Linked DNA regions of Homo sapiens: region 2 is linked to region 1. The links are chromatin loops, found by intact Hi-C in ENCODE. Cell type or tissue: heart right ventricle. All regions are shown on one strand. Links, peaks and the distances in the headings refer to the core of each region. The heading gives the core; the rest is flanking DNA.

Region 1 (8,340 bases), core at 183-8,182:
CTTCGTATGTTTAAACATATTCTTAGGGAATCACTTGATTTTTGTTTTTTCGTGTTGCATATTTACCTGCCATTTAACTAGGTAGAAAATAATATGTGATGATACTTTTTAAATATATATTTTTAAATTTTCTTATGATTTAGAATATGTTATTGGATTTTGTTTTATTACAAAATCAGTGGATGCTTGATGTGACAATTCAAACAACACAGAGGCTATTAAAGTTTATACTCTCTGCTTCCCTTCTTCCAACCCAGCCCTCTGAAAGTTGTGGTATGGTGTATTATCAGAGCCTTTTCTAAAAAAGGTTTTTGCAGTGTTTTCAAAGTTTTCTTTCAGTGTTTGTTCAGTTTTCAAAGTGCTCTTTGCTTCCCCATTTCCACCCCTCTCAAAGGTGTGATATTCTGTATTATCACAACCTTTTCTAAAAAATGGTTTGTTCAGTGTTCTCAAAGTTGTATTATTGATAGAGAAATACTATTGAATGACATCTACAAATAATGTAGAACAGCATCTGAGTTATTGATAATGAATGACTATAGGTAACTGCCAAGTGAAATTCTTACACATTCATTTTTTTCTTTTCATACATTGTGGGAAAATATGAGATTTTATTTGCCTCGTGTGGTCAGCAATGAAAAACTATGGTTTGCTCAAATCTTCTTTTCATCGGTTTATGATTTGATTTTCTTTCACAAAAGGAAAGGCTTATATTTGGTGGCGTTATGGCAGTTTGTGCATCTCCATCATTTGTAAACAAACTAATAGGAAACAATTCGGAGGGCGCAAGTAATAGGAACTAAAATATTTACTCTCACAATGAATTAATCTGAAAATGGTGTCTGATGTGTCAGATGTCTGGGGGAAAGAAGATCATTTTCAAAAAAAAAAAGAAAACTGCATTTTTTTTCTCTCTTGAATAGCTCCAATACTGATTGCGGGAAAAGAAAAAAAAAATTCAAGAATGAAACAAAAACCTGGAAGGGCCATGAGCTCTTTTCTCTAACTAGGCCCAGCCCCCACCCTGTACTGTCCAACAGAAGTCGTCACCTATAGACTCACAGCCATCCCAGACCTCCAGCCGAGTCTGTGGTACCGCTCATAAAGTAGGGGTTCCTGGTCCAGTCTATGATACCTCTCATAAAGTAGGGGTTCCTGGCTCAGTCTGTGGTACCTCTCATAAAGTGAGGGTTCCTGGCCCAGTCTGTGGTACCTCTCATAAAGTGGGGGTTCCTGGCTTAGTATCGTGGACGCATCCACTTCAGCTCCTACATCTCCCTTTGTTTCTAACACTCTCCCTCAAGTGTAAGCAGAAGATAGTTAAATGTAGGCCATTTGGTGAGTCCCAGATGACCTGCACACAGGATTTGTGCAACGCCTTACCACCCGCTGTGGGACTGCGAAGTGTGCTTAAACGCTGCACAAGAAAAAATTAATAGCATTATTTCTGCAACTCAGTGGCTGACACTCACAATCTTCAATCACATCATGAAAGAAGCAACACAATGCTTAAGTCATAATCTTAACAGGAGGAAAAAGGAGGGAATGAGCGTAAACCTAACTTATACACTATTCTTTTCCTTGGTTCCTTGCTGCCCTCTCATTACAAATGATATTTGAAGATCAAAATAAAGGTAGGGCTCACTGTGAAAAATCTCTGCTTCTCTTTATTCCTACCAAAAAAACGGTCCTTCAGCCAGGGCGCGGTGGCTCACCCCTGTAATCCCAGTACTTTGGAAGGCCAAGGTGGGCGGATCACGAGGTCAGGAGATCGAGACCATCCTGGCTAACACAGTGAAACCCCATCTCTTCTAAAGATACAAAAAATTAGCCGGGCGTGGTGGCAGGTGCCTGTAGTCCCAGCTACTCGGGAGGCTGAGGCAGGAGAATGGCGTGAACCCGGAGGGCGGAGCCTGCAGTGAGCCGAGATAGCGCCACTGCCCTCCACCCTGGGTGACAGAGCGACACTCCATCTCAAAAAAAAAAAAGTCAAAACCATAGACATGCATGGAATCCCCCTAGGAATAAGCTCTGAAGGGAAACCTGTGAATGGCAAAATGTGGTAGGCGATTTGCCAAGCATATAGAAAGGCATGGTCATGTTTTTCCACTGAGCTCACCTCCTACGGCAGATCCAACAATATATAAATAACAATATGCTGTTTTCAAATCCCCTTTGTTACTTCCTTTTTTATCTTCTTCCTTTGTCTTGTGGGAGAAAGGTAGGACTCTAAGCCTGTAGACGAGCAAAATGAGAACTCCAAAGGGAGGTTACTGAAGGGTGATGCGATGGGCAAGTTCTTACCCTGGGACAGATCAGCAGATAAAATGATGCTTATTTGTTACTCTAGTGCCAAAAATATGTGCATTACCGTGAAAGTCTGTGTCCTTTTGCCTGGGAAAATAATAATGAAATGATTGTTAAGTGTTTACATGCTAAATCAACAGCTCCCCTTGCTCCTACTCTTACTACTTGCTCTTACCCCAGTCTCTAAAGAAGAAACAGTATTATGATTTTCTATCTTAAAAGAGTAAAACGATTTCAGGCTGAATCAACCTTTTCAAAATTACTGCATTTTACAACCTTTGCTTTTCTCTTCCTTTCTCTCACTCCCACCCTTTGATACCCTATTGTTCTGCAAATCCTGTCTCCAGAGAAAGACATAGCCTATAAAATCATTCATATTGAGCTGTTAGGGATTGTTAGCATCACCTCAGTCCAGTTCTAGGCTAACAAAGTAAAGTACATCTTAATAAGCAATAATAAGCACTGCACAAAATCAGGAAAATATCATTTCATGAGATGATGTGTTTGAGAGATAGAAGAGAAGGAAATAGCAGCCTTTATCATTCTCTTTATTAGTGAGGTTTTCCATATTTGGAAATTCCTGATGGGTTTCCTCCACACTCCTAGACACAAATTGAAGTACAAGTTGTTCCCTTGCCTGGAATGTTCCACTCCCCAGAATGTTCTGCCTCTTATGGCTGGCTCTTACTTGTCTTTCAAATCTCAGCTTAATGTCACCACTTCCCTGACCACCCAGTCTAAAGCAGCCACCCAGCCATGTTCCAATAACTCATCCTCATTAATTATCGCATACCACATAATTATTTCCGACAGTTACTTGCTTTTTGTTTTTTTTAATTGCTCCCTGCCTCCAATATTATAATGTAGCTTCCTGAGAATGGGAACCCTGACTGTCTTATTTCATTGCTCTTTCACTAGGACCCTAGAACAGGGCCTGACAAATAGTAGATGCTCAACGATGTTTTTTGAATGAATGAAGCAAAAGCAGAACAAAAAAGAGGAAAAGAAAGATCTCCCACCTTTAGAGCAACCCCCATTTGATCTGCCTAACGTTCTTTTTTTGTTTTTTTGTTTTTTTTTGAGATGAAGTTTTGCTTTGTCACCTAGGCTGGAGAGCAATGGAGCAATGATGTGATCTTGGCTCACTGCAACCTCCACATCCTGGGTGCAAGTCATTCTCCTGCCTCAGCCTCCCGAGTAGCTGGGATTACAGGCACGTGCCACCACCCCTGGCTAATTTTTGTACTTTTAGTAGAGACCGGGTTTCACCATATTGGCCAGGCTGGTCTCGAACTCCTGACCTCAGGTGATGCACCCACCTCGGCCTCCCAAAGTGCTGGGATATCAGGTGTGAGCCACCATGCCTGGCTGATCTGCCTTTCACCTAGATATACCATAGGACTTCTATTTTCAAACCCCATCAACTCCAGAGTTTTCCCACATTACAGTACTTTTCCAACTGACATCATTTATCTTGTAAACCAAATGAGTATGAAGAATTAAATAAGAATCTCATGGGATAGAATTACATTAGAAAAGTTTGTCCAAGTTACTTAATTTGGGAACACTTTCAACTCCTTCCTCATTTCTTCTGTGTTCTCATTTGATTAGCATCTTAATTTAAAACATTATGAAAAATGAGACATTCGGAAGGACTAGGAGGACATTTTCACTCTCTAGTACATACTTGCAATGTCAGTTGGCCACAGTGCAATCACACTGCTATTTCAAGGTGTGTGTACTTGACATGTTAACACCCCATCAGATGCCAGACTTGTGGTGAAGGGCCAAGAGCTTCTGTGCTACTCCCTTCCTGTCCTGTTTATGTTGGACTGCAGCTTCAACTCCAACGTGTGGCTTTGGCAATAGAACTTACAAAGTTGAACATTATCCCGTCCTTCAACCTCTACTAGTTAGGGTTCAAGATCTCACTATATTACTGTTTGACATTAGTATACAAATGGTTTCTTAGGTTCTGTTCTTGTATAAACCTTACCTGGTTGATTGAAAAGCAAAGCAAAATAAAAACAAAAAGGACAAAGACAAGGTAAGCAAAAACAAGTTGGGACAAAATAACTAACAAAGGGTCAAGGAAATGTAATCATTGAATGTACATAAAAGTATTTTAAAATCTAGCACACTTTTTTTTCTTAACCAATATTTCTAATTTTTTACATGTCTGCAACCTGTAGACTTAAATCATCCGTAATTTCCATGGAATTTCATGTATGTTCAGTTAGCTAGCCATTACTTTCATTTCTTTTCAACTTAAATTTGTTTTTTCTAGGTAATACAATCACACAGTTAAAAGTATAAAGAAATATATGCACTGAAAAGTCTGCCTCTCGGACTCAGTAACCAGTTGTCACTGTCTTGTGTATCCTGCCAGAGATTGTTTACATGCCTATCAAGCAAATATATACGTATATATAAAATGTGTATTTTTTCTTTTATTTTTAGACAAGTGCCTACCCACCACATATACTGTTCTGCACCATGCCTTTTCTATTTAGCAGTAGATTTTAGAGATGTTTCATGTGAGTAATTAAAAAGTCTTATTTTTAAGTGATTGTATATATTTATTGTAGAAATGATTGATAATTCCTTTCTCTATTGTTGCCAATCTAATTTTTTTTTTTTTTTTTGAGACGGAGTCTCGCTCTGTTGCCCAGGCTGGAGTGCAGTGGCATGACCTCAGTTCTCTGCAACCTCCGCCTCCTGGGTTCAAGTAATTCTCCTGCCTCAGCCTCCTGAGTAGCTGGAATTATGGACGTGTACCACAACACCTGGCTAATTTTTGTATTTTTAGTAGAGACGGGGTTTCACCATGTTGGTCAGGCTGGTCTCAAACTCCCGACCTCGTGACCCACCCGTCTTGTCCTCCCAAAGTGCTGGGATTACAGGCGTGAGCCACTGCTCCCAGCCACCAGTCTAAGTTTCAATGACCTAAGTAATTATCAAAAGTAATCTTCTTTTTTTTTTTTTTTTTTTTTTTGAGAAAAATTCTCGCTCTGTCACCCAGGCTGGAGTGCAATGACACAATCTCGGCTCACTGCAACCTCCGCCTCCTGGGTTCAAGTGATTCTCCTGCCTCAGCCTCCCAAGTAGCTGGAATTACAGGCACCCGCCACCTTGCCTGGCTAATTTTTTTGTACTTTTAGTAGAGACGAGGTTTCACCATGTTGGCCAGGCTGGTCTTGAACTCCTCACCTCAGGTGATCTGCCCGCCTTGGCCTCCTCAAGTGCTAGGATTACAGGTGTGAGCCACCATGCCCAGCCAAAAGTATTATTTAAAAAAGTTTTTCTTACTTGTATTTTAGGTTCGGGGATACATGTGTACGTTAGTTATATATTTGCCTGTCACAGGGGTTTGGTGTACAGATAATTTTGTCACCTGGGCAATAAGCATAGTACCCAATAGATAATTTTTCTGATCCTCTCCCTCCTCCCGCTCTCCACCCTCAAGCAGGCCTTGGTGTCTGCTGTTCCCCTCCTAGTTTCCATGTGTTCTTGTTGTTAAGCTGTCACTTCTGAGTAAGAATATGTGGTATTTGTTTTTCTGTTCCTGTGTTAGTTTGCTTAGGATCATGGCCTCCAACTTTGTCCATGTTGCTGGGAAAGACATGATCTTGTTCCTTTATATGGCTGCATAGTATTCCATTGTGTATATGTACCACATTTTCTTTATCCAGTCTACCATTGATGGGCATTAGGTTGATTCCATGTCTGTGCTGTTCTGAATAGTAGAACACCATTCATCCCCTCACTGTTAGTTGAACATCTGCAAAATGCTGGGTAATGTGGGGTGCTGAAAACACAAAGATGAAAGAGACAAGAGCAGTACCTTTGAATAATCTATAACCTGGTTATCTCTACGATGATTTTGGCAAGAACGTGCAGATGCATACACATATACACAAAATGCTGCACATCTTTCAGCATCATACAAATTTTGTAGAAGAATGGCCAATCCCTAAATTAGATTCAGTGCAACCCAAATGCCTTCTCTTCCCACTTTAATGTTTGAAAGATACATCATTCAGTTTTTGATTCTGAAGATTTAATATGCACCAGCTTTTGTTTCTGGTTAAGTGATTTTCATTATCCTCGAAGGCTAGTCAAATAACAAAGCAATTTAGTAATGGCAAAAGCATAAAGTGTGGACCAGAGGGGTCTTCAAAATATTAGGGAAGATAGAGCAGAAAACCATTTTTTTCAGTTTGTTGTTATAAAATTATACACACACTCTGAGTCACCAAACACATTGGAGGTTGATAAGGAACATAGGAGTAGTCACGGGTCCTAATTCTGCAGTACGTGGCTATGCGGGTATGAACTCTTCATAAATACAATGTGATGATGACTTTGCATTTGCATTTCTCTTCCTCCTTTCTCTCACTCCCAGTCTTAGATACCCGATTGTTCCATAAATCTTGTCTTAAGAGAAAGGCATATCCTATAAACTCATTCATGTGAAGGTATTTGCATTAGCAGTGTTGGTCTTGGATCACTTTGCAAACAACCCTTCCCTGAAAATGAGAAGTCCAATCAAGGAGCTTCCTGAAGTATAAAACTTTTTTAACTAAGTAATAACATTTAGGTGCATTCATCCTCATGATTTTTTAATGTAAATACTGGCTCTGACACAGTGCCACATTCTTAGATATTAGGCTAATTGTGCTTTGCTGTGCCAGTCTCTTGGTGAATGTAATGTTTAATTACATTTCCAGAAGAAAGCTGAGTTCTATTTTTATGATTAGGAGTTTTATTTGATGTCTGAAATATAATTGGAAATACTTGCAGATACCCTATCTGTGTTTGAAGTGGCACTCAATCATCCATAAGAAATACCATATGTCCATTTCAAATATTAGGTGTTTTACATGAAGGAATACATGATGATAACAATATTTCTTCAACATATCTTCATTTTACCTAAGTGCGTAGGAGAGCTCTTTTAGTAATTACAAAGTAAGGTGAAAATAGTCATCCCTACTGGGTAGAGACCTTTTATTTTAAAAGGGGGAGTGGCTAAGCTCAGAGATAAGATGGAGCCACATATGAACAATATGCTCATAGATAAAGCTATGAATTTGATGGAAAATATGAACAATATAGTGTTAAGTGAAAATAGACAAAATGATATATGTAACTTAATGTCAATTTTATGAAAAAATAAAAAATAATACACTTTAACCAACTAAAATGTATATTATATATTAGAAGAAAATACACCAAAGTGTAACCAGTGGTTCTTTGAGTGCTGGAAATTTGGGCAGATTATATCTTCTCATTAACTATTCCTGATTTTCCAACTTTTTGACATAATGCTTTTATAATTACAAAGTATTATTTTAAAATAAATAGGTACTTTTGATCCTTTCTCTTCCATCCTCCTTCCTCCATTAAACTTCAGTTCATTTGACTGTTCATCATGGATGCTTCTTGTTAAATAATAGTTGCTTGCTAAGTAAGCTTAATTTTGAGCACATTCAGAAGTGGAATGCTCTGGCACTGAATGTTCTCACCTCCCGTGTGGGATCTCCTTCTAGAAACCAATGACCTTCAGGATTCCATCTGGATTTTTAGAACTCTTCCTAGGAATCCTTCCCCAGAAAATGTCCTATATTCCAAAATAACTTTACTCCTCCACAAACACTGTTTTCCAACAACACCTGCCCCCACCAAACAAAACTCTTATCCCTTTAATTGTACATCTCAGGTGTTTAAATGAATATGATATGAATAAGCTATTTATGTATATATGTATGTATGTATTTTCAAGCCAGGGTCTCACTCTGCCACCCAGGCTGGAGTGCAGTGGTCTGTCACAGCTCATTGCAACCTTGACCTCCCTGGGCTCAGGTGATCCTCCTGCCTCAGCCTCCCAAGTAGCTGGGACTACAAGTGCACAACACCACACCCAGCTATTTTTTTTATTTTTTGTAGAGATGGAGTTTTGCCATTGTTGCCCAGCCAGGTCTCAAGCAATCTGCCTGCCTTGGCCTCTCAAAGTGTTGAGATTATGAGACG
Region 2 (8,340 bases), core at 51-8,050, 67 kb after region 1:
GCACCTGCCACCACACCTGGCTAATTTTTGTAATTTTAGTAGAGACGGGGTTTCGCTATGTTGGCCAGGCTGGTCTTGAACTCTTGACCTTAGGTGATCTGCCCACTTCAGCCTCCCAAAGTGCTGGAATTACAGGCATGAGCCACTGCACCCGGCCATGTGTAGTTTTCAAAAGAGCCATAGATAGGAGTCGACATTTGAAACCATTCAAAATGAACATTTTTTTAAATGCCAACAGAATACTTCCCTGAAAAAAAGAGCCACAGATACTTGTTGGCTTTCTTTCTTTCAATTTTTGTGATGACAAAGCTGTTGGATTTGACTTTTGAGTAGTAAGTTTATCCTCAGGGCCTTTAATAACACCAGCATGGAATCAAAATTAGGAGAATTACTGGACTTTGGCTATGTATACACCAGGTTTGTGACTGTTGAACAGGATGATGTTTGAGAAGATTTACTGAGGTTTTGGGGGTATCTTCCTTCCCTGCATTTTGGCCAGTTTCAAGTCAGAAGTGGGCAGAGCCTAGTTAATTGCAATGGAAAAGGGCAAACCAGGAGCCAGCAGCTGGAGAACCACCTTGAGCACTGGCACATAGAGCACAGTTGCTCAGCATGGCTGGTGTGGTGGAGGGGATAACTATGACATGGTGTATGGCCAGGGGCAGAGGCCGGGAAGCCTGTCGCAGCACAGCATGTTGCAGTGACATGATGACAGGAAGCCTCGGAGCAAATGCTGTTTGGAGATTTGAGGGAGGTGAACAGGCTGTCAGCATTGAGGAAAACTGTCAGCAGACCACAGTGATGCAGGCGCTGGGCTGTAGGTCAGAACTCTTAAGGATTATTAAGATCATACCACTTTAGTAGGGCTGGTTACAAGGTAGGATACCAGGAGAGGAATATAGAAATGAGGGACAAGACAGGCAATTCAGAACACAGCTCACAGAAGCCCGGAACAAGACTGGACCAAACAAGTTCAAGTACAAGCTAAAAGTCATGCCATCATTATATTGAAAAGATGTGATGAAAAAGTAATGTACCCACTGACTGATTTTGCCTTATTGCTTGGGCATAGTGAGAAGGCCCTCTCTTCCTATCATTGTTTTGATAAAAGAAAAAAAAAACAAACTACCCTGGCACCCATCAGAGCTAAATGCTGTCTCTACCTGCCTTCCCCAACCAGATTCATGCCTGGTTTGCTTAGGGATTATCTGATGTTACTAGCCATGTCTCTTCTTGCCTCCACTGGCATGGAAAATCTGGGTAACCACAAGCAAACTTGACCAGACTGCTACCAATGCCTGAAACTGAATATTATAGTACAACCGTGTGACACATTCAAAGATGCTGACTGCTGTGGAACACTGAGGCGCAACAGAACTTCACGAAAAGAAACTTTTCAGTGCACCCTCTGTTAGCCAACTCTTTTTGAGTGTGCTTGCAACTGTGCTGTTGATGTAGAGCGAATTATATGTTTAATTTTGATCCCAAACCATAGGTAGATGCTTAATTTTTAAAATAGGCAGATAGTGTCTAGAAAATTAGTAGAGAAAAGTAAGTTTAAGCTAAATATAAAAACAATGAACAGAATGTTTCCTATTTACATGTTTTGTTTACTTTTTGTCTAAACCAGAGATGAGCAAATTTTTCTAAAAACAAAAAACCAAATAAATATTTTAGGCTTAGAAGGCCATATGGACTCTATAATAGGTATTTTACATAGTCCTTGTTGTGTGAAGCAGCAATAGACAATGCATACAAGAATGGTCATGGCTTTGTGCCAATAAAACTTTATTTACAGGCCGGTCACGGTGGCTCATGACTGTAATCCCAGCACTTGGGAGGCCAAGGCAGGTGGATCACTTGAGGTCAGGAGTTCGAGACCAGCGTAGCCAACATGGTGAAATCCTGTCTTTACTAAAAAAAAAAATAAAAAAATTAGCTTGGCATGATGATGTATGCCTGTAATCCTAGTGCTTTGGGAGGCTGAGGCATGAGAATCGCTTGAACCTGGGAGGTGGAGGTTGCAGTGAGCCGAGATCGCACCACTGCACTCCAGCCTGGGCGACAGAGTGAGACTCTGCCTTAAAATAAAAAACAACAAAAAAAAACTTTTTTTACAAAAGCAAGCAGTGGGCCAGATTTGGACTATGGACCATAGTTTGCCAACCCCTAGTCTAAAGAAAACAGCATTTCTACTCACAAATTTTATATATATATGTGTGTGTGTGTGTGTGTGTGTGTGTGTGTGTGTGTGTATAGTACTGTTTCTGTTGAACAGATAAAACCATATATTCATGGTAGCTGCAGAAAGCAAAAGATACCTTTAAGTGACTTCCTCCTTTTTAATGGATAATGGCAATATTTATTATTTTGATTTAGTTAAATATTTATTGCTGAGTACCAGTTATGTTCTTATTACTCAGTATTAAAGGAAGATTTTAAAACTCCTGGCAGCCTCTGATCTCCAGGAGCTCATAGTATAAGAGAGCTAAGCAATAATATTGCAAAGCAGTAAAATAAGCATAATACAGAGAGACCCATGTGCACTGGGACAGTTTGGTCTTCAGGAGGAGGGGTGGATCTAGATGAGTCCTGAGGGCCAGCGCATATTTCTAAAGACGGGAGAGACAGGAGAGCATCTAGGGGAGAGGTGATGAGACCAGGAGGAGCATGAACAAAGATTATACAATCAGAGAAAACGAATAGTTAAAAGAAAGCAGGTAACTAGGCTAGCCAGGGCAAGATGATCATGCTGGCTGTGCCTCTTCACCTTCATCCATAAGATACGGAGAGTAACAGTAGCTTCCTCGTAGGGCTGTCATGAAAATTTAGAAAGTTAATATTTGTAAAATTCCTGGAGTTGTTCCTGACAAAGAATATATAAGTATTTGTCAAACAAATAAATGCTGGAGGTAGAGGTGGGGATTGGTTGATAAGATATGGTAAGATGGAGTCAGGTTGAGGACAAGAATAATTTTCCAAAAACACTTTGATGATGTAGCTGTATAGTGAGGGACCTGTAGTGTCCACTACCTTCAGGACAATAGCCAAACTCCCAACTAGGCTTTCATAATTGTCCCCTGATCCCAAATGAGTGATCAGTAAGTGAGGAATGTAAAAGGTAACTCCTGAGGCCAGGCACTGTGGTTCACGTCTATAATCCTAGCACTCTGAGAGGCCAAGGCAGGAGGATAACTTGAGGCCAGGAGTTCGAGACCAGCCTGGCCAACAATAATGAGACCCCATCTCTACAGAATATTAAAAAAAATTTTGGTCTGAGAGCTAGGAGCAAGAGCTTAGGGAAAGGAGGAATAAGAGGAGGTAGTTGGCTACCAACAGACATCTGAATTCTTAACCAATGAAGAGAAAAAATGTAAAAGTGGTCCCAGCCGCTTGGGAGAATGAGGCAGGAGGATTGCTTGAGCCCAGGAATTCAAGGCTGCAGTAAGCTGTGATTGTGCCACTGCACTTCAGCCTGGGAAACAGAGCAAGACCCTGAAAAAAAAAAGAGAGAGAGAGAGAAAGAAAAGAAAAGAAAAGAGAAAGGTAACTCCAGTTCCAGCACACAGTGCCACTGCAGGAGTGAGGAAGCCACGTGGGAGAATTATTTTGTGGGAAAAGCTGAGGAATGCTTTTGCACATGTTGTATTGGAGGTACTGGTGCCCAAGTGGAGACAGCCTGAAGGCAGAGGGCGGCTTGAGTTGGGGCTAGAGATGGACACTTGGGAACCATGAGCACAGAAGAGACCACAAACATGTTGAGACAAGGGAAGCGGGCGGGAGAAAGAGCAGGGCATTGAGTCTTGAACATTGCTCACACCTTCATTGATTTGGAAGAGACAAACTGCTGCTGTCAACCCAAGTTTGGGGTAGGCGGAAAAGTGGATACAGAGATTCTCTACCTCCTCTTACTTGGGAATGTAAGTCAAATGTGAGTTTCATAGCAGGAAGAGCGTGAAGTTGTTAAGTGCACAGTAGTCCATGAGAACAGATTTTCCCATCTTGAGCAGACTCTGCAGAGCCACAAACAATGCCGCCTTATGAGCTCTGGTCAGTCTGGTCATGGGATACCTGTGGGGATTTCTTTCCTGTCGGAGCAGTGGCTTCCGTGAGACTTGGCAAAGAGGCTGGTCTGAGGAATGCTTCTGGTTGTGGGTACATTCCAGCCCAGGGTGGTGTCCCAGACATTTTCCTTTTAATGAAGCCCCAGCTTTTTTCTCCCTTTTGCTTTTTTTTTTTTTTTTTTTTTTTTTTTTTGTAATGAAAGGGTTGTTACAAGGGAAATACAATGGGGCCCTGGCTGTGTTTCATTAACTTTTAATTTAAGCTGTTAGTATGGAATTAGTTAGCAGACTTGTGAATCAATTAGCTAGCCAGTGGGATTCCATTTTAACAAGGGGAGCACTGTGCGCTCTCGGATGCTAGCTATGTGTGTGAATGCGGAGTTTAAGGAGCTTCGCTGTTTGTTCGACATCCGAAAGTGAATCACAGTCCTTGTTCCTGCCTCCTCTACTGGTTCCAAGTTCACTCGGCTAGAACATGCTGTGCATCACCCAACCCTTATCTTCTCTACAAATACAAATTTGGATTACTGAATAAATCCAGTGGAAATTCATTTTTCATGCTGATGAACTCAAAGACTTTCAGAGTTAAACCAAAACAATGCACTCGGAACTATAGTGAAACATTTGAACATTTACCCTTTGATCCAGAGTTTCCCCATATTCTGGGAAGCAGTAACTCCTGGGCAATTCTGCAGTCTTCTGAAAGTTCTATATAAGCTTAATTGTCCTTCCTCATTTGCAAACCCCACCTTGGGTTTGGGAAGATCTGACAGCTGCTGTCTGGGTTTGGCGTACTTACCCCGTTACTGGTTGAGAGGAGACCCAGTTAACAATTTCAGCCTCAAATTTAAAGTCCAGTCATCTCAAAGGAAGACAGTGACATAACAGGGAGGCCTAGCTGGCTTTAAAATAAAGGGAGAGGGGACAGAGTCAGTTCTAATAAACTGTAGAGATATATATATATATATATATATATATATATAGCATTTTAAGCCCAACTTGAAGAAAGTTGCTGAATTAGCATCAGAAAGCCACAGAAAAATGCATAGAGGGAGAGAGATAGGCTTGTGATTCACATTAATATTTTGGGCAATGGAATACAGTGTGACCAATAAAAATGATTCAAATAGTATGATAGAAGTATACTACTGTCGGCCGGGCGCAGTGGCTCATGCCTGTAATCCCAACACTTTGAGAGGCCGAGGAGGGCGGATCATGTGGTCAAGAGATTGAGACCAGCCTGGCCAACATGGTGAAACCCCGTCTCTACTAAAAATACAAAAATTAGCTGGGCGTGGTGGTGTGTGCCTGTAGTCCCAGGTATTTGGGAGGCTAAGGCAGGAGAATCGCTTGAACCCGGGAGGTAGAAGTTGCAGTGAGCCGAGATCGCACCACTGCACTCCAGCCTGGCAACAGAGTGAGACTCCGTCTCAAAGAAAAAAAAGAAGTATACTATTTTCATAGAAGTATACTTATTGGCATAGAAATATGTTTACCTGTCAGGTATGGTAGCCCATACCTGTAATCCTAGCACTTTGAGAGGCCTAGGCCAGAAGATCGCTTGAGCCCAGGAGTTTGAGACCAGCCTGGACAACACAGGAAAACCCTGTCTCTACAAAATAACTTTTTAAAAAAATTATCCAGGCATGGTGGTTCACACCTGTGGTCAGGAGGCTGAGGTGGGAGGATAGTTTGAGTGCAGGAGGTCGAGGCTGCAGTGAGCCATGATTGAGCCACTGCATTCTAGCTTGGGCAACAGAGCGAGACCCTGTCTCAAAAAATACATATATGTTTATGAATATTGGAACATTTAAAAAGCAGTAAATATACTATGAAGTACAATTGAATTTTAATTTCAGAATATTATATGCACACACATATACTGTCAGCAACAAAGAAAAAAACTGGATAGAAAATTATAACACTGTTATTAATTAAAATTGTTATACAAAATTTGAGAACAACTTGGGGGTTATAAGAACATGAAAAGCTGTGGTTTGCAACCTTCATAGGGTCCCAAAGCAAGATGGAAACATCCCAATGGGAGGTTAACACTTGACAATCTTATAACAAGGTCTATATATCAAACTTATTATCTATCCATCTAGCTAGCTAGCTAGCTAACTTACCTTCTATCCATCTGTCCAGCTATTATGTATATTCATGAAACTCATTTTTAAAACATGGGAGATAATGGCTCTAAATTTCAAAGAAATGTTTACACCTTGCCAGGAAGGTTTTCTTTTCCCAAGTCAGGGAGTGAAAGATGTCTGCTAATTCATTCGTGAACTTATTTACCTATTTTTTCCACAAGTATTTATTAAGAACCTGCCCATCAGCCAGGTAATCAGGAATCCTAAGATTAAATTATTAGAGTATTTTTCATTGTTCAAGTTTTCTCTTTTCAGTCATATTATGTGTGTGCCTCCTCTGAGCACAAGAGATCAAGGGAAACTACTTACAATCTTGATTTATAATAAGTGCGGTTTATCTGGAAGTAGTATTGAAGTTTTCTTACAATTGAGCATTTTTTCTAGAAGGGTGATGGTACTGCATTGGTAAGACTATCTAAACCTGTGCTGTCAGCACAGTAGCCACTAACCACATGTGGCTATTTAAATTTAAGTAAAAATTCAGTTTCTCTATAACTGTAGCCACACTTCAATTGCTGAATACCCAGATGTGGCCAGTGGCTGTCATACTGAACAGTAGAGATATAGGACATTTATGTCATCACAGAAAGTTCTCTTGGACAATGCTGGTCTAAACCTAATTGCTGAGAACACTTGTGTATAAAAAGGCACTTTTCACATTTTTTCTCTTCATTGCTTAAGAATTCAGAAGTTTGCTGATAGTCAACTACTTTCTTTTATTCCTCCTTTCCCTAAGCTCTTGCTCCTAGCTCTCGAAGCAATAAGCTTTTCAGAATTTCATTATTTGTCAGCACCGGCTCGAGAGAGCAGGCATCAAAGGGCCAACATTACACACTTATGTATGTTTATATAAATTTGGTTAAATATTAATTTGAAATGGTTGTAAATGAGATTTCAGGTTTGCAACAGCAGGAAAAAAGTCTGTATAACTTCGCTGTAAACATGGTCATTGGCGTTAAGTTGTTAAACTGTAACTAATCTGGCATCTTTGTTACGTAGTCAAGTTCCACTGGGTTTTGCTGTGTAGCATGCGATTCCAAAAATCTCAGTGATTTTTAACAAGAAATATTGCTCACTCCCATAGATAGAAGGTGAAATGATCTCATTCCTAATTTGCATTTGAGTAGCAACCTAAGTACTAAATCACAACCCAGGAATTTTCCAAAGTTCCTTACAAGTACTTTGAACTGGATCTTTCCTTAGAAAAATGTGTAGAAAAGGAAAATACATAATGACTGGTTATTATTCTACTTTCTTTGTGTTTAGAGGCAGCATTAATTTTCAAGTAGAAATTATATATATATTTTTAATGTGAAGCCAATCTGGAAAAGCTGCATGCTGTATAATTCTAACCATATGACATTCTGGAAAAGGCAAAACTATAGAGTCAGTAAAAGGATCAGTGGTTGCCAGGAGTTGAGGGGAGCAGGAGATGAATAGGGAGAGCACAGAGGATTTTTAGGGCAGTGAAATCGTTCTGTGTGGTACTGTGATGGGGGATCCCTGTCACGATCCATTCGTCAATATCCATACAATGTACAACACCAAGAGTGAACGCTGGTGTAAACTGTGGACTTTGGGTGATAATCATGTGTCATGAGGGTCATCAGTTCTAGCCAGCGTACCACTCTGGTGAGAGATGTTGGTAATGGGGGATGCTGGGCATGGGTAGGGACGGGGAATACATGGGGAATCTCTGTACCTTTAGCTCATATTGCTGTGAACCTAAAACTCTTCTTAAAACTAAAATTTTAAAATTAATGACAATAAATGAATTTAAAAATAAATGAATTAAAAAATCTATTTTAAAATTAATGGCAATAAATGAATGAGTAAAGCATGATTAATACATATACTACCACCCAGATCAAAAGAATAGAACCTTGCCACCCCAACTTCATATACTTCTTCCTTTTTGCAACTCTCCGCACCTTGAGAGGTAAACCAGAATCCTGACTTTCGTGATAAAATTTCTTTTCTTTATAATTGTATGATCTATGTGTACATTTCTAAAGCAATATAATTTAGTTTTCCTGGTTTGGAACTTTATATAAGAGGAATCATGACATACATACTCTTTCGTATCTTGATTCTTTTGTTAAAATTTCATTTTTGACACTCTC

What was found. A loop is a pair of places that touch in the nucleus more often than their neighbours do. Peaks named below come from ENCODE experiments on the same cell type or tissue, not always from the same donor. Only the 100,000 strongest peaks of a DNase experiment are listed, where the experiment ranks them.
Region 2: it touches region 1 in a loop (2.6-fold over the local background); 8 of 110 quality-filtered maps call a loop at or near these places.

What each region holds. Positions count from the first base shown.
Region 1 is chr4:168,713,974-168,722,313 of GRCh38, forward strand. The region is part of intron 10 of PALLD (palladin, cytoskeletal associated protein); the gene reads left to right. Among named protein-coding and RNA genes, the nearest start is that of PALLD-AS1, 70 kb to the left of the region's middle. In heart right ventricle, for the core only: no CTCF peak of the experiment used is centred there; DNase peaks (open chromatin) are centred at 2,978 and 4,064; H3K27ac peaks cover 4,532 bases.
Region 2 is chr4:168,780,831-168,789,170 of GRCh38, forward strand. All of the region lies in intron 10 of PALLD (palladin, cytoskeletal associated protein), which reads left to right. Among named protein-coding and RNA genes, the nearest start is that of PALLD-AS1, 140 kb to the left of the region's middle. In heart right ventricle, for the core only: no CTCF peak of the experiment used is centred there; a DNase peak (open chromatin) is centred at 4,475; H3K27ac peaks cover 3,001 bases.